Linked DNA regions of Homo sapiens: regions 1 and 2 are each linked to region 3. A link is an interaction called in ENCODE POLR2A ChIA-PET data of the cell type or tissue named here. Cell type or tissue: IMR-90. All regions are shown on one strand.

The links. Peaks named below come from ENCODE experiments on the same cell type or tissue, not always from the same donor. Only the 100,000 strongest peaks of a DNase experiment are listed, where the experiment ranks them.
Region 1: POLR2A ChIA-PET joins it to region 3 with 5 read pairs; 2 of 35 experiments call an interaction of 5 or more read pairs at or near these places.
Region 2: POLR2A ChIA-PET joins it to region 3 with 5 read pairs; 5 of 35 experiments call an interaction of 5 or more read pairs at or near these places.

What each region holds. Positions count from the first base shown.
Region 1 is chr17:41,574,403-41,582,402 of GRCh38, reverse strand. KRT14 (keratin 14) reads left to right here. Exons shown (of 8, transcript NM_000526.5): 8 at 1-124. Among named protein-coding and RNA genes, the nearest start is that of KRT9, 6.3 kb to the right of the region's middle. RefSeq lists a silencer at 2,702-2,751 and enhancers at 1,826-2,812, 6,443-6,942. In IMR-90, a CTCF peak has its summit at 2,656; no DNase peak of the experiment used is centred here; H3K27me3 peaks cover 3,346 bases.
Region 2 is chr17:42,006,586-42,014,585 of GRCh38, reverse strand. The region is part of intron 1 of DNAJC7 (DnaJ heat shock protein family (Hsp40) member C7); the gene reads left to right. Among named protein-coding and RNA genes, the nearest start is that of DNAJC7, 6.9 kb to the left of the region's middle. RefSeq lists an enhancer at 3,116-3,645. In IMR-90, a CTCF peak has its summit at 5,210; no DNase peak of the experiment used is centred here.
Region 3 is chr17:41,701,818-41,709,817 of GRCh38, reverse strand. No RefSeq gene overlaps it. Among named protein-coding and RNA genes, the nearest start is that of GAST, 6.5 kb to the left of the region's middle. RefSeq lists enhancers at 1,122-1,649, 3,974-4,766. In IMR-90, no CTCF peak of the experiment used is centred here; a DNase peak (open chromatin) is centred at 4,187; H3K27me3 peaks cover 366 bases.

The DNA.
Region 1 (8,000 bases), 130 kb after region 3:
CCCCGTGTGGACACAGATCCCACTGGAAGATCCCCTCTCCTGCCCAAGCACTTCACAGCTGGACCCTGCTTCACCCTCACCCCCTCCTGGCAATCAATACAGCTTCATTATCTGAGTTGCATAATTCTCGCCTCTCTCTGGTCATTGTTAGGAGTGGGGGTGGGGAGAAAGTGGGAGAAGCATCTCTTTGGAGCTTGTCATAGCACCTGGCTATGGCCCCTGGGACTGGGAGAAAAGTCCTGGGGGTGGGTTGGGCTCAGGTCCCAGGATATCTTTCGCCATCTCAGAAGACACAGATAGATGTGTGTACCAGGTCATATGTGGTGTCTCCTAGGGTACGGAGGGATATTCATTCATTTACTCACTCATTTTCATGTGTGTCCATTCATTCACCAGATATTGAGTGCCTCTATGTCAGGCACTATGTTAGGTTAAGGATTCCTGATGTTTTTGTGATCAGGGATTCCTTGGAGAATATTGAAAGCTATAGATCTTTCCTTCTGCCCCCTACCTTCAAATAAGCATACATACATTTGCATACAATGTCATGGGGTTCATGGGTCTCCTAGAGCTCCTTACCGGAGGTCCATGAACCGAAGTAGGAACTCAAGCTCTCCTGACAGTCTTGTCTCCCTCCACCCCACCTGCTCTTGCCTCTGGTGCTGGATCTAATCCTTCTTACACTTGGTTAACCTAGGGCAAGTTGATGACCAGCTCCCAGCCTCAGCTGCCATTTCTGTAAAAGGGGCATAATGATAGTATCTACCTCATGGGCTTGTTGGGAGAATTCACTGGAAGAATGCATTTAAGGCCTCCAGCACAGGGCCTGGCATAGTGCTGGCTCAAGGCATGGCTGTGCTGGCGATACTGGGTAAACTATCTCTAGGGCATGGTGATTATCCATTCACGATGAGAGCATTTTTAGAGGGTTTGAGAATAGACTGGTTTCTAACCCTGGCTCTGTTCTGTAACAGATGTGAGCTTGGAAAGTCTGAGTCTCAGTGTCTTTACTTGTATAGTAAGGATGCTGAGCCCTGCCTCTTGAGGTTGATACAAGAATCCAATGAGTGACTATACCTTAAGAGCCAGGACTGTAGGAGACTCCCCTGGGTGGGGAATGCCTTTCCTTCTCTTTGGGGGGCTAGAAAAGGAGTGGGAAGGCAAGGAGCCTCACCCTAGTAAGTGGTGAAGATTCCAGAGGTGGGTGGGGCTCATTGCCCCAAGCTAGGAAAGAGTTGACTAGTCCTGTGTCAGTTTCAACAGCTCATTCATTTGGCTGCCTGAAGAAAACTTGTAGGGGGAGTCAAGGGTAGGGGAGAGACTGAAAAACGACTAAATTTGGGCAAGGGATCTGAAAGCCTGAGCTTTTGAATCAGACTACTTGGGTTGGAGTCCTGGCTCCTATGCTGAATAGCCTTGAAGAGTTTGGGCAAGGTACTGAACCCCACATTCCTCTTTCACAAGGTAGGGAATAAATATCTTTACTGCATAAGGGCTGATACAGGAGTGAATGACCTCATGCAGGCAATGAATTTGGCATTGTGTTTGGCACATAGTCAGCACCCTATAAATGGTAATGGGGTGAGTTATTAGGAAAAGGAATGAAGAGATGTTGGTTTCTCTTGTTCCTACCTCCACCCCAGGAGAAAGAGGACTGCTTTGTACTTCTGAAACTCTGGGATATCTTTTAACCTAAGTTTTGTCATCAAAAAGGGTTGACCTTAGGTGATCCCTGGGTGAGGATGGGCCATCCTGGAGGTGAAGTACTAGAGTTTCAGGGGTACAGGGGACAACTCAGGAAAGAGGAAGGTTTGAGGGTGCTTCCTCAGAGAATGAGAAGAGGTGGGTTTGAGGGCCCTAGGGGGTACAGGACCCTAGTGTGGGGAGGGGCTTTGTGATACTCCCAGGGGTGTTGGACTCTGGTTCCTAAGGTTCCTAGTTGGGCAATGAACCTCCTGCCCAAGTGTGGCAAAGAATCTCGGGAATGGCCCACATTTGAGAGGTCACATGGGCCTGGACAAAGAGCAAAATATGGCAAGAGTCACCAGTGGGGACTGAAGCCCAGAACGCCCTCAACTTCCTAAGAATCCCCAGACATCTCTCTACCTTGGAGGTGGAACCAGATTAAAGTCTGTGCCCAAAGGAGATTTGCTTTAGAGGAATATAGAAACGTGAGGTCTCTTAGACTGGGGTGAGGTGGGGCGAGCCTCCTCTCTGAGTGGTTGCCGTTACTGTTTGAAGGGAATACACAGGAGACCTGGGCTTGCTTGCGGGTAAGAATGGCGGCTGGCACCACCTGGCTGAAAGCAGGCTCAGAACCAGGAGAGGAGGAAGTCAAGCAGGGAGGCTGGGAGGTAGTCCCACCCTGTGCTGTCAGGCTCCAGAGGAAGAGGGCAGCAGGGCAGTGGCCACCGGGGTCTCACATGGACTCCCCTCCTCCCGGGATTTCCCCACAATACCTCACTGGGGAGGGTAGGGCCAGTGTTTGGATCCTGCTGATGAACAGGGCTCTTGTTCACAGAGCCTGGCAGCCACAAGCATCCAACTCAAAATATGAGTGAGCCCAGCAGCTTCGACAATGGTGACCGCCTTCCCTTGGCCTCCGCTCAGCTAAACAATAGACGAGCAAAGTGACTCGATAGCACAGTCTAGTGGAGGCAGCTGGGATTGCATCTCTGAGTCCTGGGGCTGATCAGGTGCCCTCTCTGGCTCCGCCTCCCTCTAAACCCTCTCTCCACCCTCCCAGCACTCAGAACCCGGCAGTCCTAGGTGAGCCACCGGGAAGACTCCTCCAACCTCACCGTAGGGAGACTGGCTTGCTCCAGGTCCTAAGGCTGAAAGTGGCAAAGTCCTGTCCATGCTCAGGCTTTGCCACGTCCTGGGTGGCTTCATTCCTGTTCCGTTCTTTCTCAGGGATGAGATAAAACTGAGAGACTTATGGGATCAGTGTGCATTTTTCGTAGCTTACTCCATGGTTTTTGTTTTATGGGGTGGAACCGACCTTGAAATTCTCAATCCCCTTTATTTTTGGGAGCTTTTTTTTTTTTTTTTTTTTAATGGTGAAAAGATCTCTAATGTGTCCAGGGAACTCTATAGGCAGCAACTGGCATATGTACCTTCCTAATCAGGCAAATGGCACTTCCCCAAAGCCACAGACAACCTGGCTTGGGTAATGTAGGCGACTATTCCTACAGGAAGATGTCAGAGGAGGCAGCCCCAAGGAGGCCTGATCCCCAGGGGCTGGGGGGTCCCGATGTCCTTGTGGGACCCCAGGAATTTCCCTGGCCCACCTCACTGAGCTTGGAGGCTGCCACAAAGGGGACCAGGGGATGCCAGGGACTTCCAGGGCGATGGACCGGCCTCAGGCAAGTGCAGGGCAGTCACCAGCTCCTCCTCCATTGCCGTTTGCTGAGCACAGGCTTTCCTGACAGGGCTTCCCTCTGTGCCACTGTAAGGCCAGGCTTGGGAAAGGAAGTCTTTTTCCTTTAAGGTGCTCTGATGAACTTTAGGGGTGACTTGGCTTGAGAGAGAGGGCAAAAATAGACACACAGAAATAGAGAGAAACAAATGGATATAGAGTTGAGAGAGAGAGAGAAAGGGAGAGGGAGAGAGTCAGAGAGACAGAGTCAGGGATAGAGAGGATAGTGAGGGCCCTGGGCCAGTACTAGGCAGGGAGGGGCATTCATTCATTCATTCATTCATTCATTCACACATACTTATCGAAACTTAACTGTTGTAGGTGTAGGGGAGATGGGGTGAATTGAGACAGACTGAATAAGAAAAGAGACAACATGAGGAAGAAGGTAGAGAGGGACCCAGTGCATGTGTGGGGTTTGGGACAGAGAGCAGGAGCTCTGAGCCTGTGTCCACTGTAGCTCCTGATCACTGGAGGGCAAGCCCTGGCTCCATTCTGCCTTGTTTAGCTCTGTGACTGTGGCCAAGATACCCTCTCTGAGCCTCAATTTCCTTACCTGTAAAATGATTTAAAAATTAATGCATACCTCCTAAAACAGTTGGTGAAGATTAAATTCGACAGTGCAGGCAAAGCAACGAGGGTCTTGCCTGCAACACTGGAGGTTCCTTGACGGAAGGAACTATGATCCTCCAAACATTCAATGTCCTCCCCAGGCCCCACAGGCACAGGTCTTTGATCCTAATGGGGGCTCAATAGGCCAGAAGGATGGGCTAATAATAAGCAAGGGAGCTGAGAACCCAAGTTGCCCAGATGGTCCATGGGGAAGTTGGGAGCAGGCACAGTGCCACCGACAGTCAGGATGATGTCCCACCATGTACCAGACCCACACCAGCAGTTTTACAATATGAGTTCTTTTAAGCCTCACAACAACTTCATGAGGCCAGAACTTTTTTTTTTTGTTTGTTTCTTTGAGACCAAGTCTCACTCTGTCACCCAGGCTGGAGTGCAGTGGTGTGATCTGGGCTCACTACAACCTCAACCTCCCAGGTTCCAGCGATTCTCCTGCCTCAGCCTCCCAAGTAGCTGGGATTACAGGTGCCCGCCACCACGCCCAGCTGATTTTTGTATTTTTAGTAGAGACAGGGTTTCACCATGTTGGCCAGGCTAGTCTTGAACTCCTGACCTCAGGTGATCCGACCGCCTTGGCTTTCCAAAGTGCTGGGATTACAGGTGTGAGCCACTGTGGCTGGCCAAGCTCAGAACTATTTTTTTTTCCCCACTGAAATCTTTTGCTTGACTTAACCCACTGCCCTTTAGCCACACAGGACTCCTGCCCTGGCAGTCACTTTGCTTGTTCCCACCTCAGGACATTTGCACATGCTGTATGCCCCTCCCCTTTGTCCTTCTCCTGGCTCACTTCTCCTCCCCCTTCACTCAAGTGTCTCTTTCTCAGGGAGAAGGTCACTGGTACCCCAGACCATGCCACACCTTTATTATGTGCTCTCCATTCCCCACCAACCGTGCTCACCTCAGTTGTGAATTACATGTTCATTTCTGCAGGTCTATTTTATCCCATAACTGTCCATCAAGATAAGGGCTTGCTCATTACTTTACCCCCAGCACTCAGCCCAATGCCTGGCACATAGTAGGTGCTCAATAAAGGATGAATCCGAATTTGGAATGAGGAAACAGGTTCACAGAGGGGAAGCAACTTTCCCCAAATAAGTGGAAGAATCTGGCTTTACACCATGACCTGCCTGGCTTCGAAGCCGGTGCTCTCATCCTCACTGCTAGGTGTGTCCCAGCAGACACAAGCCTGGGGTGCCTAGACTCAGGTGGAGGCACGTATGTGGGCCCACTCCATCCCCTCACTGTGGTCTGATAGGGTCTGAATTGGGAAGGGTGATGGCAAGTGCCTGTTGTATGAGAAAGAATCAGTGTTGACAGACAGGTGCAGGTACCCACAGCCCTGCGCCAGTGGGCAGTGCACACCTGCCTAGATGGCTCATGGAGGCTCCAGGGGAGGAGCCGTGACTCAGCGGGTGCTCCCTCTCCCAGCAGCCAGCTACATGCTGACTCAGGTCCCTCCCTGGCCCCACCTGGGGATCAATGACAGACAGCAATGGGTAGTAAGTTGGGGGTGTGGGAGGCTGCTTGCAGGCAAGCAAGAGGGCTCCCACAACCAGAGCAAAGCTGTCCTTGAGCTGTCTCCAGGTCCCTATGTCCCCAGTGGACGATACCTTTGCCTCTGGGGACACCTTGCAAGTGGGATCTTTGGTTCTCTCTCTGTCCCTCTGTCTGCCTCTCTGGGTCCTTGCAGCCCCTTCTCTCCTACTCCATCCACTCCCCAAGGGGAGGGCCTGCATTTGGGTTGCTGGCACTGGGTCTAGCTTGCAGCCTTGCAGCCTTGCACACTGGCTGTAGAGAGGCAGTGTTGATTCTCGCTGGGTCTCAGGTGCCGGGGTGCCATGGGCTCCATGGTTTCCATTCCTGGTTCATTCTTTGGAGGATTCCCATGGGAGGTGTTGAAGGTGGGGCTCAGAGGGCAGACCCTGAGCCCTGAGAGGCTGGAAGAGTGAGCCATGCCACATGACCTAGAAGAAATCACTCACTCAGGCCATGGCTGTTGGCCTTCCTCATCCCTGGCCCCATCTTGCCCAGTCTGGTTCCCATGCCAGGCAGAGAGCTTGGGAGAAGGGAAGAGATGCTGCCCTGCTGCAGCTGGAACAAGACCTCCTATCTGGACCGCAGGAGCTGCAAGCACAGCAAGATCCTCTTTGTATTGGAACAAGGCCAGATGTAGGGGGAGGAGGGCCAATGTGGCAGGGGCTACATGTGGGCAGCAGTTGGGCATTCATCTAGGGAGCCCTCTTTCTTTTTTTTTTGAGACAGAGTCTCGCTCTGTCACCCTGGAGTGCAGTGGCTGGAGTGCAGTGGCGTGATCTCTGCTCATTGCAACCTCTGCCTCCCGGGTTCACGCCATTCTCCTGCCTCAGCTTCCCAAGTAGCTGGGACTACAGGCGCCTGCCACCACACCCAGCTAATTTTTTGTATTTTTAGTAGAGACAGGGTTTCACCGTGTTAGCCAGGATGGTCTTGATCTCCTGACCTCGTGATCTGCCCACCTCAGCCTCCCAAAGTGCTGGGATTACAGGTGGAAGCCCTCTGTCTTTATGGCCCTTGGCAACAGTGCATGAAGGGGCTTCTCATGAGGAAACTGAGGCCAACTTTGAGGACCACAGGGAAAGGGAGGGTGAAACTGGCACGTGGCCCAGCCTTGCCTGGCTGGGGAGCTACTGTGCTGTCCACCCCACAGTGGTCCTCATGCACAGCTTTCTTTCCCTGGCAGCTGGGAGGAGTTCTGAGGGACGAAGCCTGCTGCTTCGGGCTGAGTGAGGCTTAAGACAGGGCTGGAGGGTGGGAAGTGGAGAAGGTGGGTGAGGACAGGGGTTGGGGTTTGGCACCAGGGCTGGAAACCAGGGCCATCTGTCAAGAGGCTTAGCTGGCCAGGGGAGCCCCAGCTGGGAGCTTCTGCTCAGTCAGGTGGGTCTCAGCTGTTCTTAGGATCCCCCAAACAGATACATTTGCAGATGACAGAGCAGGGTTCTGAAAGTGCCACTCTGCTGGCTCTCTCCAGGGTGGCCCATCCACAGCACCACTGACTTCCCTACCCAGCTCAGGGACCCAGGACCTGGGGCTTACATCCCAACCAGAGTGGCGGCATCAGCATGGGCATGGGGAAGAGGGTAACTTTCCAGGCCTTGGAACACATTGCGGCAGATTCTGGGCTTCCCAGCAGAGCTTGGCAAAAACCTTGAATGGTTTAAAACCATTTGAGAAAGTAGAAAGGGAATCAATTATACCCACTAGCCTTGATCTAAGAGTCTTCCATGTATTAACTATCATAAAATGCCTTCAGTATTCTCTGAATATTGAATAAAAGAGAATTATATTCTCTTTTAATTTTCAAAACTTAAACTACCTGTTTAATTTTTAATGTAACATATTCTGTAACACCCATTTAAATATTTATTTAACACATTTTGGTAAATTAACTCACCTTTCATTTCAATAAATATATTTATAAAGGAAATCTTACATTACTACAAAAAAGGAAAATCATAATCACTTGCCAGAAGCAGAAGGAAATGACATACAGAAATACTTAACTTCTAACTAGATGCTGTTACTTTCTAAAGGTTCTGAGCCCAAAGTTGGCTCTCTTTTTTTGAACAGGGTGATTGACAAGTGTGTGGGTCGTTAGAGAAGCCATAGTGTCCAAATGAGATTTCATCCTTGACTAATCAGAAGATTGAAAAATAGAAAAAGAGGCCAGGTGCAGTGGCTCATGCCTGTAATCCCAGCACTTTGGAGGCTGAGATAGGAGGATCATTTGAGCCCAGGAGTTCAAGATCAGCCTGGGCAACATAGCGAAATCTCATGTTTATGAAAAAAAAAATTAGCTGAGCATGGTGGTGTGTGCCTGTAGTCCCACCTACTTGGGAGGCTGAGGCTGGAGGATGGCTTGAGCCCAGGAGGTCAAGGCTGCAGTGAGCTGTGATCATGCCACTGCATTCCAGCTTGG
Region 2 (8,000 bases), 300 kb before region 3:
AAAGAAAAAAATGCATTCTTATCAGACTTTTATGTTTCTCATATATAGCACTGTTTTCGACAGACTTAAACATAGTTATTTATTATATACCACTTTTTTGCACAAATCAAAAGGAAAATTGGCTGGGTGCAGTGGCTCACACTTGTAATCCCATCATTTTGGGAGGCTGAGGTGGGCGGATCACGAGGTCAGGAGTTTGAGACCAGCCTGGCCAACATGGTGAAACCCCATCTCTACTAAAAATAGAAAAAATAGCTGGGCGTAGTGGTGGGCACCTGTAATCCCAGCTACTCGGGAGTCTGAGGCAGGAGAGTCGCTTGAACCCGGGAGGCGGAGGTTGCAGTGAGCCAAGGTCACACCATTGCACTCCAGCCTGGGCGACATGGTGAGACTCCATTTCAAAAAAAAAAAAGGAAAATAAGTGAAATAAACAAAAAAATCAGTTTAACTTTTTGCCATATCAGACATCCTTAGAAGAATAAACATTGGCCGGGCGCGGTGGCTTATGCCTATAATCCCAGCACTTTGGGAGGCTAAAGCAGGCTGATCACCTGAGGTCGGGAGTTTGAGACCAGCCTGACCAACATGGAGAAACCCCATCTCTACTAAAAATAGAAAAAAAAAATTAGCCAGGCATGGCGGTGCATGCCTGTAGCCCCACCGACTTGGAGGCTGAGGCAGGAGAATCACTTGAATCCGGTAGGCGGAGGTTGCGGTGAGCCGAGATCGTGCCATTGCACTCCAACCTGGGCGACAAGAGTGAAACTCTGTCTCAAAAAAAAGAATAAACATTAGGCTCTGTTAGTATGAAAAAGCCTTGTTTATGTATGATTTTTCCAGTGCTGAAAATGGGATGGAGATTTAGAAGCTTTGGAGGGAGGTGGTTTTATGTTTTTCATGTGTCCTGGATTCCTCTTGTGTGGCCATAGCAGAGGGCAGTGATAGGGGCATCCCTTACAAATGCCCTTTTACTGTCTGGCTTGGTTAGAGTTCTTTGGCCAAGTTCCTGCCTCTGTTGTTATGGTCCTCCTACCAGTTCATTTAGGGATCAAGAGTTAATGAGTCTCTCGGGTCGTTTTTGTGAGGTCCAGCTTTGTAAGGAGTCCTTCCTTCCTTACGTCTTGGCTTAAGACATGTCCTGCTGCTGCTAAGTTGTCACAGTCCCATAGGGGGGCAAAATGAGAGGAGCTTTTAAGACGGACTTCACGATTGCAGCATTTTAAATGGCTACATGTTTTATTTCCTTAGCTTTAGTGTTTCTGTAGAGAAAAGAGATGGATTTCAATTTTTTTGCATGTCACTCTGACAAAGTTCTGTTTCCCTTACAGCAGCCAAGAAACTAAAATAAGGCTAGGCTTAGTGGCTCATGCCTGTAATCTTAGCACTTTGTGAGGCCAAAATGAGAGGATCGCTTAAGCCCAGTAGTTTGAGACCAGCCTGGGCAACATAGTGAGACTTAGTCTCTATAAAAACATTTAAGGCTGGGTGCGGTGGCTCACGCCTGTAATTCCAGCACCTTGGGAGGCTGAGGCCAGTGGATTGCTTGAGGCCAGGAGTTCGAGACCAACCTGGGCAACGTGGTGAAACCCGCCCCCCATCTCTGTAAAAAAAAAATACAAAAATTAGCAGGGTGTGATGGTGCATACCTGTAGGCCCTGCTACTTGGGACGCTGAGGTGTAAGTATCACCTGAGCTGGGGGAGGTCGAGGCTGCAGTGAGCTGCGATCACACCACTGCACTGCATCCTGGGTGACAGAGTGAAACCCTGTCTCAAAAAAAAGGGTTGGGGCTAAAATAAAAGATATATTAGTTGGCACTCCAAAACAGATCAGGATTCTATGCATGAAGATTATTTCTCTTTGCTCACCAAAACAGGCAAAGCTATTTATGAGCCAGAGGGTTAAACTTCAGATGTTTCACATTTCAACTAACTTAAGGCTTTATATTTTCCTGGGAAGTTGCTGACTGCTTTACCTAATATGGGAATACCTGTCTTGAATTAAGGATCTCTTGTTATATCTCCTGGGCTGGGAAACAGCTTGATCTCTATAGGGAGTCTTTCTTATGGTAAACTTGAGGGATTTCAAATTGTTTTCTTTTCTTTTTGACGGAGTCTCGCTCTGTCACCAGGCTGGAGTGCAGTGGTGTGATCTCAGCTCACTGCAAACTCCGCCTCCTGGGTTCAAATGATTCTCCTGCCTCAGCCTCCCGAGTAGCTGGGACTATAGGCGTGTGCCACCACACCCAGCTAATTTTTGTATTTTTAATAGAGACGGAGTTTTACCATGTTGGCCAGGATGGTCTCGATCTCTTAACCTCATGATCCGCCCGCCTTGTCCTCCCAAAGTGCTGGGATTACAGGCGTGGGCCACTACACCCAACCTCAAATTGTTTTTCAAAGAGAAAACACTTACGTGTCTCAGCATATACCTAGTGTGACTGGACAACAAGATCTAAAAGAATCAAGGGATCCATAGACTTAAGAGTCAGGACATCCTTACCTGATTCCTTGAGCTGATAAACTTAACTTCTCTGTATGTTTTCCTGATGGGCACAAATAAGAGCAATTCTTATTAGGCCCTTACTACCTAGGTATTGTACACTCTTTGCGATTAGGATTTTGCCTTTTATTTCTCTATTCAGATTGTTAATGGGAACAACTGAACTCTCAATTCATGTCCCGGGTTTCCTGTAGTTGCTGTTCGTTTGCTGCAGCTTTGCATGGTGTTTTTGAGTTTGTGGCCTCACTTAACTGAAGAGCTTGTGGGCATGCCTCCCCAGCTTTCTTCCTTACCTGGTTTTAAATTCTTAGGAATGTGTCCTTCTAATCTTCCTCTTGAAGTTTCAGAGCAAGCACCTAGACATTTCAGTAAGCCTCCAAACTGAGTGGGAATTTATCTTTGACCTGGAACCCAAATCAGTGAGAAACACTATTTTCCTTTTGCTGTGCACTAAGTGTAGTCAGATGTGAAGAAATGGGAGATGGGAGGAGAAATAAGTTAAGGAAGGGATAAACCTAGGAATACAGAATTCTCAATACCGGCAAATTAATTGAACCCTGATACTAACAGATGGCAAAGTAGATAATCATAACTGGAGCAAAGGTAGAGTACAGAGAAAGGTTCTCTCTTAGTGCTTTAGTTCAGATCCACATGTTAACTAGTGCCAGAGAAACAAGAATTTTGAGAAAATATAGGGCCAAGTGAGTGGCAGTTGCTTAGAGTCCAGTCCACTCCCAACAAACAGAACTCTGATTGGCCGAAAGCCCAGCCTTATTGTACATTCCAGCCAATCAGGGATTAGTTTAGTCATTGAAGTTTGTATTTTAATGGTTTTGAAAAGCTGAGTACTGGGCACTTGCTTTTTTGTTCTTCGGGACTTTAGAAGTTTGGAGAACAATAGTCAGCAGTTGCCTAGTTGCTTTGTGGCCTGATGCAGAGTCCCTCTGAGAGCCCATTTCTCCCTTACTGCACTAGTCTTTGGTCCCCTTTCTCCAGCACTGAGTGATGTGGAAGTTACTCAGAGGTCTTTCCAGGTATTCTTTTAAACTTTTGAAGTAAGAACAAAATTCAAAGTGCAGTTATCCTAACAGGCTATTCATTTTATTGGAGTGACACTGTTTTTCCTTCTCCCATTCGGATCAAAATGGCAATTCCTATGTTTTACCCTCACCATGGGTAAGAATATGAGTGGTTGAGGCTTTTGAGAATGGTAATAGGAGGAATATATGACTCTCAGGTCTTATTCTGAGACGTGAAATTCTATTGGCATGTGACTTACAATTTGTGTGGGGAGGCCAGATTGTCAGATAAGCAGTGTTAACCATCTCTCTTGATTCTAATATTACTTTTGGAGAGAGTGTGAGGGGCAAGCAGGACCCTCTCTTGTTTTTGGAGTTTCTGTCCTGAGAGTTCTTCCTTGGACAGTTTGCCCTGAGACAGTTAACCACCTGTTGAACTAAGGAACCAAGACAACTTTGAGAAGTGAAATACCGTTGACAATCCAGGCTCCTCCCCACTCTAGTTCCCATCTCCACCCCACCCCACTCCACCCAAAAAAACTCAGGAAGCAGCCTTTATATATATATATTTTTGAGACAGAGTTTCATTCTTGTTGCCCAGGCTGGAGTGCAATGGCGCAATCTTGGCTCACTGCAGCCTCCGCCTCCCGGGTTCAAGCAATTCTCCTGAGTCAGCTTCCTGAGTAGCTGGAATTACAGGCATGCGCCACCACGCCCGGCTAATTTTGTATTTTTTTTTTTTTTTGTAGAGACAGGGTTTCTCCATGTTGGTCAGTCTGGTCTCGAACTCCCGACCTCAGGTGATCCACCCGCCTTGGCCTCCCAAAGTGCTGGGATTATAGGCGTGAGCCACTGCACCCGGCCTAGGAAGTAGCCTCTTTCTTTCTCTCTTTCTGTCTGTCTCTTTCTTTCTTTCTTTCTTTGTGATGGAGTCTTGCTGTGTCTCCAGGCTGGAGTGTGCAATGGCACGATCTCGGCTCACTGCAATCTCCGCTTCCTGGGTTCAAGCTATCCTCCTGCCTCAGCCTCCTGAGTAGCTGGGACTACAGTTGCATGCCACCATGCCCAGCTAATTTTTTATATTTTTAGTAGAGACGGGTTTCACCATGTTGGCCAGGATGGTCTTGATCTCATCACCTCAGGATCTGCCCGCCTCGGCCTCCCAAGTGCTGGGATTACAGGCGTGAGCCACTGCGCCAGGGCAAAGCAGCCTTTTCCTTAATTGTAGTTCCTCAGTTTTAAATTTTTGATGGGTGCTGGTGTCCCTATAGTGGGAGATGTCACAGAATAGGGAACCGAGGGATGGAAAATGGTGGGTTTGGGGATATGTTATGAAAACAAGCCTCTGGCTAATGCTGAAAAGCCAGTGACTTGTATCCTCAGAATGGTTTCAGAGAAGCATGTTTCCCAGAAGTAGCTTCATTGTTGGGTCTCCTCTCCCCAGGGATAAGTGAAGGTTAGGTAGATGTAATAGATTGTGACACCTCTCATTTAAGGACCTAAAATAAATTTCCAACTCACCGTTGAGACAAGTATTTCCAAGTGAATATGTTTCTGCCTGCAGTGATGGGATTTCTGTAGGGATTGAATTGGTTGCTTGCTTTTTCTTCCTTACTGAATAAGGCATAGCCAGCTGCATAGCCAGGCACAGCTTGCTGGCTGGTGTCCGTCCCTGCCTGAACAGTAGGGAGTGCTGCTGCTTTGTGTAGACAGTCTGTGACTCCTCTGGTGCATTTTGGGTCCCTTCTGACTCTGCCCGTGTTGAGGCTTCTCCTTGAATGTCCACCCAGAGGACAATTTGAACTGGTATGTTAAGGAATTTTCTTCATCTTCTGCCTTCTCTTTATTAGCGGAGATGTGTGGAGGGTTGTTCCATTTGTGCTTTAAAGTGAAAACTATCTATTCTGTAGGAAATTGGGTAAAGAAAGCTGAGTAGCAGATAGCTTTGCTAAAAGGTAGCAGTTGGATAGCGCTCACCTTCTATTTTTTTCTGGATGAAGCACCGAGCATAAATACCTTGCCATATTTATAGAATTATTCCAAGTCATATATCTATGGCCCGGCGTGATGGCTCACGCCTTTAATCCCAACACTTTGGAAGGCAGAGATTGGCGGATCACTTGAGGTCAGAAGTTTGAAGACCAGCCTGGCCAACATGGCAAGACCTCATCTCTACTAAAATAAACAAAGATTAGCCAGGCATGGTAGTGGGGCCCTGTAATCTCAGCTACTCAGGAGGCTGAGGCAGGAGAATCACTTGAACCTGGGAGGCAGAGGTTGCTGTGAACTGAGATCACACCACTGCACTCCAGCCTGGGCAACAAGAGTGAGAGTCTGTCTCAAAAAATATATGTCTGACCCGGCGCGGTGGCTCACGCCTGTAATCCCAGCACTTTGGGAGGCCGAGGCGGGCGGATCATGAGGTCAGGAGATTGAGACCATCCTGGCTAACACGGTGAAACCCCGTCTCTACTAAAAATACAAAAAAATTAGCTGGGCGTGGTGGCAGGCGCCTGTAGTCACAGCTACTTGGGAGGCTGAGGCAGGAGAATGGCGTGAACCTAGGAGGCGGAGCTTGCAATGAGCCGAGATGGCGCCACTGCACTCCAACCTGGGTGACAGAGCGAGACTCCGTCTCAAAAAAAAAAATCTATATCTATATATATATATCTATACCTGTGACTTCCACTTATCTATGTGAAACTTATATTGACATTTCACTTGTAGAATAGTAGATTTTTTTTTTTTTCTTTTTTGAGACGGAGTCTCACTCTTGCCCAGGCTGGAGTGCAATGGCACAGTCTCGGCTCACTGCAACCTCCGCCTCCTGGGTTCAAATAATTCTCCCGCCTCAGCCTCCCGAATAGGTGGGATTACAGGCACCCTCCATCATGCCCGGCTAATTTTTGTATTTTTGTAGAGATGGGGTTTCACCATGTTGCCTAGGCTGGTCTTGAACTTCTGACCTCAGGTGATCCACCCTCCTTGGCCTCCCAAAGTGCTGGGATTATAGACATGAGCCACCTTGCCCAGCCTAGATTTTTTTTTAAAAAAGAAACTTCTTACCGGGCACATGCCTGTAATCCCAGCTACTTGGGAGGCTGAGACAGGAGAATCAGTTGAACCTGGGAGGCGGAGGTTGCGGTGAGCTGAGATCACGCCATTGCACTCCAGCCTGGGCAACAAGAGCGAAATTCTGTCTCAAAAAAAAAAAAAAAAAAAAAAAAGGCAGTTTTTTCTGGCCAATTGTGGTGGCTCATCATGTGTGTAATCTTAGCACTTTGGGAGGCTGAGGAGGTGGATTGCCTGAGCTCAAGAGTTTGAGACCAGCCTGGGCAACATAGTGAAACCCCATCTCTACTAAAATACAAAAATTTAGCTGGGCATGGTGGTGCGTGCCTGTAGTCCCAGCTACCAGGGAGGCTGAGGCACAAGAATCGCTTGAACCTGGGAGGTGAAGATTGCAGTGAGCCGAGATCTCACCACTGCACTCTGGCCTGGGCAATAGAATGAGACTGTCTCCAAAAAAAAAGAAATTTTTTTCTTAAAGAAGAATCTAAATGATATGCTTTTGGTAAGATGGAATAGAAGTTAGGCTCCTGGGCTCCTTTTACTTTATTTTGTCATGAAGGTCAGGGAGAGTGCAACATGAAACAGGCCCTGTGACATGCCATTGGGGACAAGAGGTCTCGGACTGTGGGAAGGAGGAAAGAATTTCTACTCTGACTGGCCAAGATCCCGTGAATTCTGAAGGGTGGAGGGCATTTCTAGATCAACAGGCAACTAGTAAGTTTGACTGAATAAAATAAATGGAGCACAACAATCATAGAGTAAGGCGACATTTGGGGAGTAGTAAATATAAGAGGAATGCATAAGGGATATTGACTCATTGGCAGTATAAAGTATTATTATTAATAGCCTAAAGGAAAAGAAAAGTATCTTTTTCTTTTTCTTTTTTTTTTTTGAGACAGGATCTTGCTCTGTTGCCCAGGCTGGAGTGCAGTGGCGCGATGTCAGCTCACCGCAAGCTCCATCTCCCGGGTTCACACCATTCTCCTGCCTCAGCCTACTGAGTAGCTGGGACTACAGGCGCCTGCCACCTTGCCTGGCTAATCCTTTTTTGTACTTTTAGTAGAGATGGGGTTTCACCGTGTTAGCCAGGATGGTCTTGATCTCCTGACCTTGTGATCTGCCTGCCCAGCCTCCCAAAGTGCTGGGATTATAGGCGTGAGCCACCGTGCCTGGACTTTTTTTTTTTTTTTTTTTTTTGAGACGGAGTCTTGCTCTGTTGCCCAGGCTGGAGTGCAGTGGTGTAACCTTGGCTCATCACAACCACCGTCTCCTGGGTTCAAGGGATTCTCCTGCATCAGCGTCCCGGGTAGCTGGGATTACAGGTGCATGCCACCACGCCCGGCTAATTTTTGTATTTTTAGTAGAGATGGGGTTTCACCATATTGATGAGGCTGGTCTCGAACTCCTG
Region 3 (8,000 bases):
ATGCCTGTGATCCCAGCACTTTGGGAGGCCAAGGCAAGCAGATCACCTGAGGTCAGGAGTTCGAGACCAGCCTGAACAACATGGTGAAACCCCGTTTCTACTAAAAATACAAAAATTAGCTGGGCGTGGTGGCACATGCCTGTAATCCCAGCTACTTGGGAGGCTGAGGCACGAGAATTGCTTGAACCCAGGAAGTGGAGGTTGGAGTGAGCCAAGATTGTGCCATTGCACTCCAGCCTGGGTGACACAGTGAGACTGTCTCAAACAAACAGACAAACAAAAGAGAATATCGCAGGTATTTAATCCATTTTGCGTCTTCTCCCCCATCCTCTCTGGGTCTCAATTAACCACATTTGGAAATAGGAATCATTCATTTGTACCTCATAGGGCTGCAGTGAAGGGAAGAGGTGACAAGGTCTGTGCACACGCTTTATACACTTGGGGGAGTTCTCCTTCCCCAAGGCTTAAAGGAGGGTAATTCCCTAAGCATATCACTCTGTGAATCCAAGGGTTTCCCTCCTGCCAGCTGTGACTCAGAGGGACCTCAGCCCAACTGCCACTGAAAGAGGCAGCAGGGATAGAGTCTATGGAAGCTGGACCTCCTGGTGTACAGGGGGTTTTGGAACTGGTGAGGCCAGGGTTTGAATCATGGCTCTAACACCGACTAGCTGGGTGAGCAGAAAATTCAATTTCTGGGCCTACCAAATTGAAGACCAGATCCCAGACCTTGGGACCCATCTCCGTCCCCCTCGAGGGTGCAGGTGTGTGGGCCCTGCCCCTGTCATCACAACGATAACAATGCCGTGTACCAGGAACTGATAAGCTCTTAGCATGAATGAATGCAATCACTCTTCACCATGATCCTAGGACCTAAGTGCTAGTGTGAACCCCTTCTTCAGAAGAAACTGATGGGTACGGGGGCTTACGCCTGTAATCCCAGCACCTGGGGAGGCCGAGGCCGGCAGATTACTTGAGCCCAACAGTTGAAGACCAGCCTGGGCAACATGGCAAAACCCCATCTCTACAAAAAATACAAAAATTAGCTGGGTGTGGTGGTGCGTGGCTGTGGTCCCAGCTATTTGGGAGGCTGAGGTGGGAGGATTGCTTGAGCCGGGGAGGTGAGGTTGCAGTGAGCCATGATTGTGCCACTGTACTTGGGAGACAGAGTGAGACGCTGTCTCAAAAAAAAAAAAAAAAAAAAAAAAGAAGTAGAAACTAAGGCTTAGACAGGTGAAGTAATCCCCATCCTGAGTCCACACACCAAAAAGGAGAGGTGGGTCTGAAACTCAGGTCTCTATCCTCCCAGTAGGAATGTGGCAGGCAGAACAATCATGTCCCCAAAGATGTTCCTGCCCCAATCCTTGGAACCTGTGAATATGTGATTACATAACAAAAGAGACGTTGCAGGTGTGATTAAGGTTACTGGCTTTAAAATAGAGAGCTTATGCCAAGTGCAGTGGTGCATGCCTGTAGTCCCAGCTACTCTGGAGGCTGAGGCAGGAGGATCACTTAAGCCCAGGAGTTTGAGACCAGCCTGGGCAACATAGTGAGACCCCTGTCTCTGAAAAAAAAAATTAGGGAGTTTATGCTGGATTATCTGACTGGGCCCAGTGTAATCACATAGCCCTTAACTTTCTTCAGCTAGAGGCAGAAGAGATGTGGCTGAAGGTCAGGTCGGAGAGCTGGAGTTATGAGGACTCCACAAGCAATTGCTGGTCTGAAGATGGCAGGAGGGCAACAGGACGAGGAAAGCAGTGGCCTTGAGGAGCTGAGAGGTTCTCCACCGACAGCCAGGAAAGAGGAATGTCAGCCCCGCAACTACAAAGAATGAAATCTGGCCAACAACCTGGATGAGCTTGGAAGTGGATTCATCCCTAGAGCCTCCAGAAAGAAATGCAGCCCTGCCGACCTGATTGTGGCCTTGGGAGATCCTAATCAGGGGACCCCGTGAGCCACTCTGTACCAGGACTTCTGACCTACAGAACCGCGAGAGAATAAATTGCTGTTGTTTTAAGCTTCTAAATTGTGGTGACTTATTATGGTAGCAATCAAAAATGGATACAAGGGATCACAGCCTTGTGAAGGTTTCTGTTTAGTAAAAACTGGCCCAGCATGAATTTCCATGTAAATTTTCAAATACAAAGAAGGGAGCTGTTCTTTGAGTTATTCTGACCATCCGAATATTCCAAATTCATTCCAATTACTGAGCACCTGCTGTGAGCTAGGGTACAGATGAGGCTACTTGGGGATAAGAGGTGAATATGACAGCGCTGGGTGCAGCGGCTCACGCCTGTAATCCCAGCACTTTGGGAGGCTGAGGTGGGTGGATCACTTAAGTTTGGGAGTTCAAGACCAGCCTGACCAACATGATGAAACTCTGTCTCTACTAAAAAATACAAAATTAGCCGGGCATGGTGGTGCACGTCTGTAATCCTGGCTACTTGGGAGGCTGAGGTGGAAGAATTGCTTGAACATGGGAGGCAGAGGTTGCAATGAGCTGAGATTGTGCGATTGCACGCCAGCCTGGGCAACAAGAGTGAAGCTTTGTCTCAAAAAAAAAAACAGGTGACTATGACAGGACAGACCCTTTCATTGCTTTGGTGGAGTTTAGATTCTAGGGGCATAAAAGAGTAACACACGGCCGGGTGTGGTGGCTCACGCCTGTAATCCTAGCACTTTGGGAGGCCAAGGTGGGCAGATTGCCTGAGCTCAGGAGTTCAAGACCAGCCTGGGCAACATGGTGAAACCCTGTCTCTACTAAAATACAAAAAAAAAAAAAAAGCCGGGCGTGGTGGTGTGTGCCTGTAGTCCCAGCTACTTGGGAGGCTGAGGCAGGAGAATTGCTTGAACCTGGGAGGCAGAGGGTGCAGTGAGCTGGGATCGTGCCACTGCACTCCAGCCTGGCGACAGAGTGAGACTCTGTCTCAAAAAAAAAAAAAAAAAAAAAAAAAAAAAAAAAAAAAAAAGAGTAACAGAAAAACAAGGGTCCCCTGTGAAGGAGACTGTTCCCTGAGGAGGGAGAGGCTTCTCAGTGGACCCAGGCACACTCCTGCCTGCCAGGGCTGGCTTTGGGAAACAGATCACTATTGATGAGCTGCAAACCGTTGTCAGGGAGGCAGTGCCTTGGCTTCCTAATTGGTTATTGATGGCAGAAAAGGAAGAGCTTGATGACGACTCAATCATTCTGGCCCAGGCAACCAGGGCTTTGGAGGATGTGGTAGTTCTGGGGACAAACAGTGACACCTGGAAGGTGTTTGCATCAATGAGGGCATCCATGATCCCCCCTGGGGTAGGGGGCTAGGTAGGGGGAGGTGGGTTCTTGGGTTCTGGCCTCAGCTGCTGTCTGAGAGTGGTGACATGGCAGGGCCAAGAGGGCAGCCTGCAAGCTGCTTGCAGACTGGGCTGGAGAGGCTGCCCACCACCCCTGGGCCCAGGCTGGGCTGTCAAGGACAGAGAGTAGTGGCTACCCTTACTCTGGCTTCCGCTTCTCTCCTGAGCCTCCTCTCTCCTTTTCTCCTCTGATGCCCACCTGTGCCTTCGAAGCAGTGGTTCTCAGCCCAGGCTTTGTATTTGGATCACCTGGCCTCAAGTGATCCTCCCTCCTGGCCTCCCAAAGCCCTGGGATTTATAGGCATGGGCCACCACGCCTGGCCTAACAGTGGTTTTAACTGGGAAAAATAATCCTAAAGGCCCCTCTGTGAGAGGATGAGAGGAGTCTTTATTCGGGTGTGTTCCAGGCTGAATGGCTCATCCCCGGCCCAACAGGTAGGAGGTGAGGGAGCTGAGTTGGGGAACCCCCGGGTCTTGGACTCCATGTGCTGCTGCCTCTTCTCGGCCCACAGCTTCCCATCCCACCCTCTCCAGAAGCCTCGCTCCTGCTGAATCTGTCTTCACTGTGACCTCCAGCTCCTCCACTGTCTGGCTCCTCCCAGCCCGCCTACCCCTCCCAGGGTTTGTCATCTCAGTTCTGTGTGATGCACATAGATTGCTGCCCCTGTCCTGCTTCTGAACCTGCCAGGCTGGTCCCAGGTCCCTGACAGGCCACCCCGACCCCTTCCTCAGCTCCTGCCACTCCCTGCAAAAACCGACAGGAAGTTTCCGAAAGTGACCAGTTGATTCAATTGCAAATTAATATTCTGCAGCTTGGTTGTTACTGGCAACTGTGGTGAATCATTTCTCTTTCATTCCCAAGGTCATTTGACGTCAGCCCCCTTTTCCCCACCGTGAACACAGCTGCCTAAGTCCCGCTTCCGTCCTTTCCTCCTTTCCTCCATCGCTGGAGGTTCTGTCACCCCATTCAGTGTCAGCCCCTCCACCAGGGCCCATCATCCCAGACCCTCCTGCCTGCTTAGAGACCGTGTGCTTTCACTCTTTCATTCACTCATTCATCCATGCATCTGTTTACTCAACACAAATTTTCCAAGTGCCTGCTTTGTGTCAGGCACTGTTCTGACCCTGGGGACACAATGGTGATCGAGGGGGGTCTTTGTTCTTTCTCTTCCCTTTTCTTTGTTGTCTATTGAGCCCAGGAGTGGGGTGGGTTGGAGTGACACATGGTGGGCTCAAGGGGCCATGGGGGAGGTTTGGATGGCTGGTTATGCCTATGACCTCGCTATTGAGAACGTTATTTCAGAGAAGGTAGAAGGATCAGTGCGTTTCTTCAAGCTTTACTGAAGTTTTGCTGCATATATAAACCCACCTGATTCCAAATGATCCCTGGCAGACGGCAGAGGTCATTTCTGTCCACGAGCCAGAGAGATGCTGCCATGTGGCAAGGGCAACACCCCTGCTCATAATGTGCCCACCCAGCCAGCTTTGGAAATGATGCAATTCTTTTTTTTTTTTTTTTTTTTTTTTTAAATAAGCCATTTAGCCAGGCGCAGTGGCTCATGTCTGTAATCCCAGCACTTTGGGAGGCTGAGGCAGGCAGATCACTTGAGAACAGGAGTTCGAGACCAGCATGGCCAACATGGTGAAACCCCCGTCTCCAATAAAAATACAAAAATTAGCTGGGAGTGGTAGCGCATGCCTGTAATCCAGCTACTCAGGAGGATGAGGCAGGAGAATTGCCTGAATCCAGGGGGTAGAGGTTGCAGTGAGCCGAGATCAGACCACTGCACTCCAGCCTGGGCAACAGAGTGAGACTGTCTCCAAAAAAAAAAAAAAAAGCCATTTATTTAGATATTGTTTATATACCATACCTTTTGCCCTTTGAAAGTATACACTTCAGTGGCTTTTATATTATTTACTTTCTTTTTGAGACAAGTTCTTTTTCTTTTTCTTTTTTTTTTGAGACGGAGTCTTCTTCTGTCACCCAGGCTGGAGTGCAGTGGTATGAACTCAGCTCACTGCAACCTCCACCTCCCGAGTTCAAGTGATTCTCCTGCCTCAGCCTCCCAAGTAGCTGGTATTACAGGCGCCCATCACCACATCTGGCTAATTTTTTGTATTTTTAGTAGAGATGGGGTTTCACCGTGTTGGTCAGGCTGGTCTCGAACTTCTGACCTCAAGTGATCTGCCCGCCTCGGCCTCCCAAAGTGCTGGGATTACTGGCGTGAGTCACTGCGCCTGGCTGGGGTCTTCTTATATTGCCTAGGCCGGTCTTGAATTCAGGTGATCCTCCTGCATTGGGCTCCCAAAGTGCTGGGATTACAGACTTGAGCCACTGTGCCCAGCCAAAGACAGGTTTTTTGCTGTGTTGCACAGGCTATTCTCTAACTTCTGGGCTCAATGATCCTCCCACCTAAGCCTCCCAAGTAGCTAGGACTGGAGATGCAAGCCACCAAGCCCAGCTTCAGTGGCTTTTAGTTCACACATTTGTGCAACTATCACCATTATCTAATTCAGAACACTTTCATCACCCCACACCCATTTGCAGTCATTCCTCATTCCCCCTTTTCCCTGGAAACCACAAATCTACTTTCTGTCTCCAAGAATTTGCCTATTCTGAGACTTTCATTTAATTGGAATCATACAATATACGGCCTTTTGTGTATGGGTTATTTTACTTAGCATGATGCATTTGTGATTCATTCATGTTGTAGTATACATCAGAACTTCATTCTTTTTTTTTTTTGAGACAGAGTCTCGCTCTGTTGCCCAGGCTGGAGTGCAATGGCAGGATCTCAGCTTACTGCAACCTCCGCTTCCTGGGTTCAAGTGATTCTTCTGCCTCAGCCTCCCAAGTAGCTGGGATTACAGGTGCCTGCCACCACGCCCAGCAAATTTTTTGTATTTTTAGTAGAGACGGGGTTTCACTATGTTGGCCAGGCTGGTCTCGAACTCTTGACCTCAGGCAATCCACTCGCCTCGGCCTCCCAAAGTGCTGGCATTACAAGTGTGAGCCACTGCACCCGGCCTTTTTTTTTTTTTTTTTTGAGACAGAGTTTCGCTTTTGTTGCCCAGGCTGGAGTGCAATGGCGCGATCTCGGCTCACTGCAACCTCCGCCTCCAGGGTTCAAGCGATTCTCCTGCCTCAGCCTCTCGCGTAGCTAGGATTACAGGTGCTCACCACCACACCCGGCTAATTTTTATATTTTTATTTATTTTTTATTTTATTTTATTTTTTTTCGAGACAGCGTCTCACTCTGTTGCCCCGGCTAGAGTGCAGTGGTACGATCTTGGCTCACTGCAACCTCCGCCTCCCGGGTTCAAGTGATTCTTCTGCCTCAGCCTGGCCAGCATGGTGAAACCCCGTCTCTACTAATAATACAAAAAATTAGCTGAATATGGTGTCGCGTGCCTGTAAGCCCAGCTACTCGGGAGGCTGAGGCAGAATAATTGCTTGAACCTGGGCGGTGGAAGTTGCAGTGAGTTGAGATTGCGCCATTGCACTCTGGCCTGGGTGACAAGAGTGAGACTATCTCAAACAAAACAAAACAAAACAAAACAAAACAAAGAAATGGTGCCAAATCTTATTTATTAATTTAGAGACAGGCTCTCTCTCACTCCCGTTGCCCAGGCTGGTGTCCAGTGGCGCAATCTTGGCTTCCTGGGCTCAAGTGATTCTCCCCTGTTAGTCTCCTGAGCAGCTGGGATTGCAGGCACACACCACCGCACTGGCTAATTTTTTTTTTTTTTTTTTTAGTAGAGACAGGATTTTGCCATGTTGCCTGGGCTGGTCCCGAACTCCTAGGTTTAAGCAATCTGCCCGCCTTGGCCTCCCAAAGTGCTGGGATTACAGATGTGAACCACCGCGCCTGGACCAAATCTAATTTAGAGCATTAAAAAGTATTCATGGCCGGTAATGGTGGATCACGGCAATAATCCCAGCACTTTGGGAGGCTGAGGTAAGAGGATCACTTGAGCCCAGGAGTCTGAGACCAGCCTGGGCAACATAGCGAGACCCTGTCTCTACTTAAAAAAAAAGCCAGGTGTGGCAATGTGAACCTGAAGTCCCAGCTACTTGGGAGGCTGAGGCGAGAGGATTGCTTGAGCCCGGGAGTTGGAGGCTGCAGTGAGCTATGATCAGATTGCACTAGTGCACTCCAGCCTGGGTGATAGGGTCTGGTGCACTCCAGGGCCTATCTCAAACAAAATAAAACAAAACATTCATTATTAAACAAAGGAACTAAAATAAATGTGTGAATCTTTAAACTCAAGAAGTTAGAAAAAGAGCCACAAAATCAAGGAAAATAAGGAAGAAAGAAAAATAATAAAATCGGAGATTAATGATTGAGAAAAACAGAAAAAAATGATAGAGTTGCTAAGATTAAGAATGGATTTTTTGGTTGGGTGTAATTCCAGCACTTTGAGAGGCCAAGGTGGGAGCATCCCTTGAGACCAGGAGTTGGAGGCTGCAGTGAGCTATGATCACTGTACTCAGCCTGGGCAACAGAGTGAGACTGTGTCTTAAAAAAAAAAAAAAAAATTGGCCTGGCGCAGTGGCTCACGCCTGTAATCCCAACACTTTGGGATGCTAAGGCGGGTGGATCACCTGAGGTCAGGTTTTCAAGACCAGCCTGACCAATATGGAGAAACCCCGTCTCTACTAAAAATAC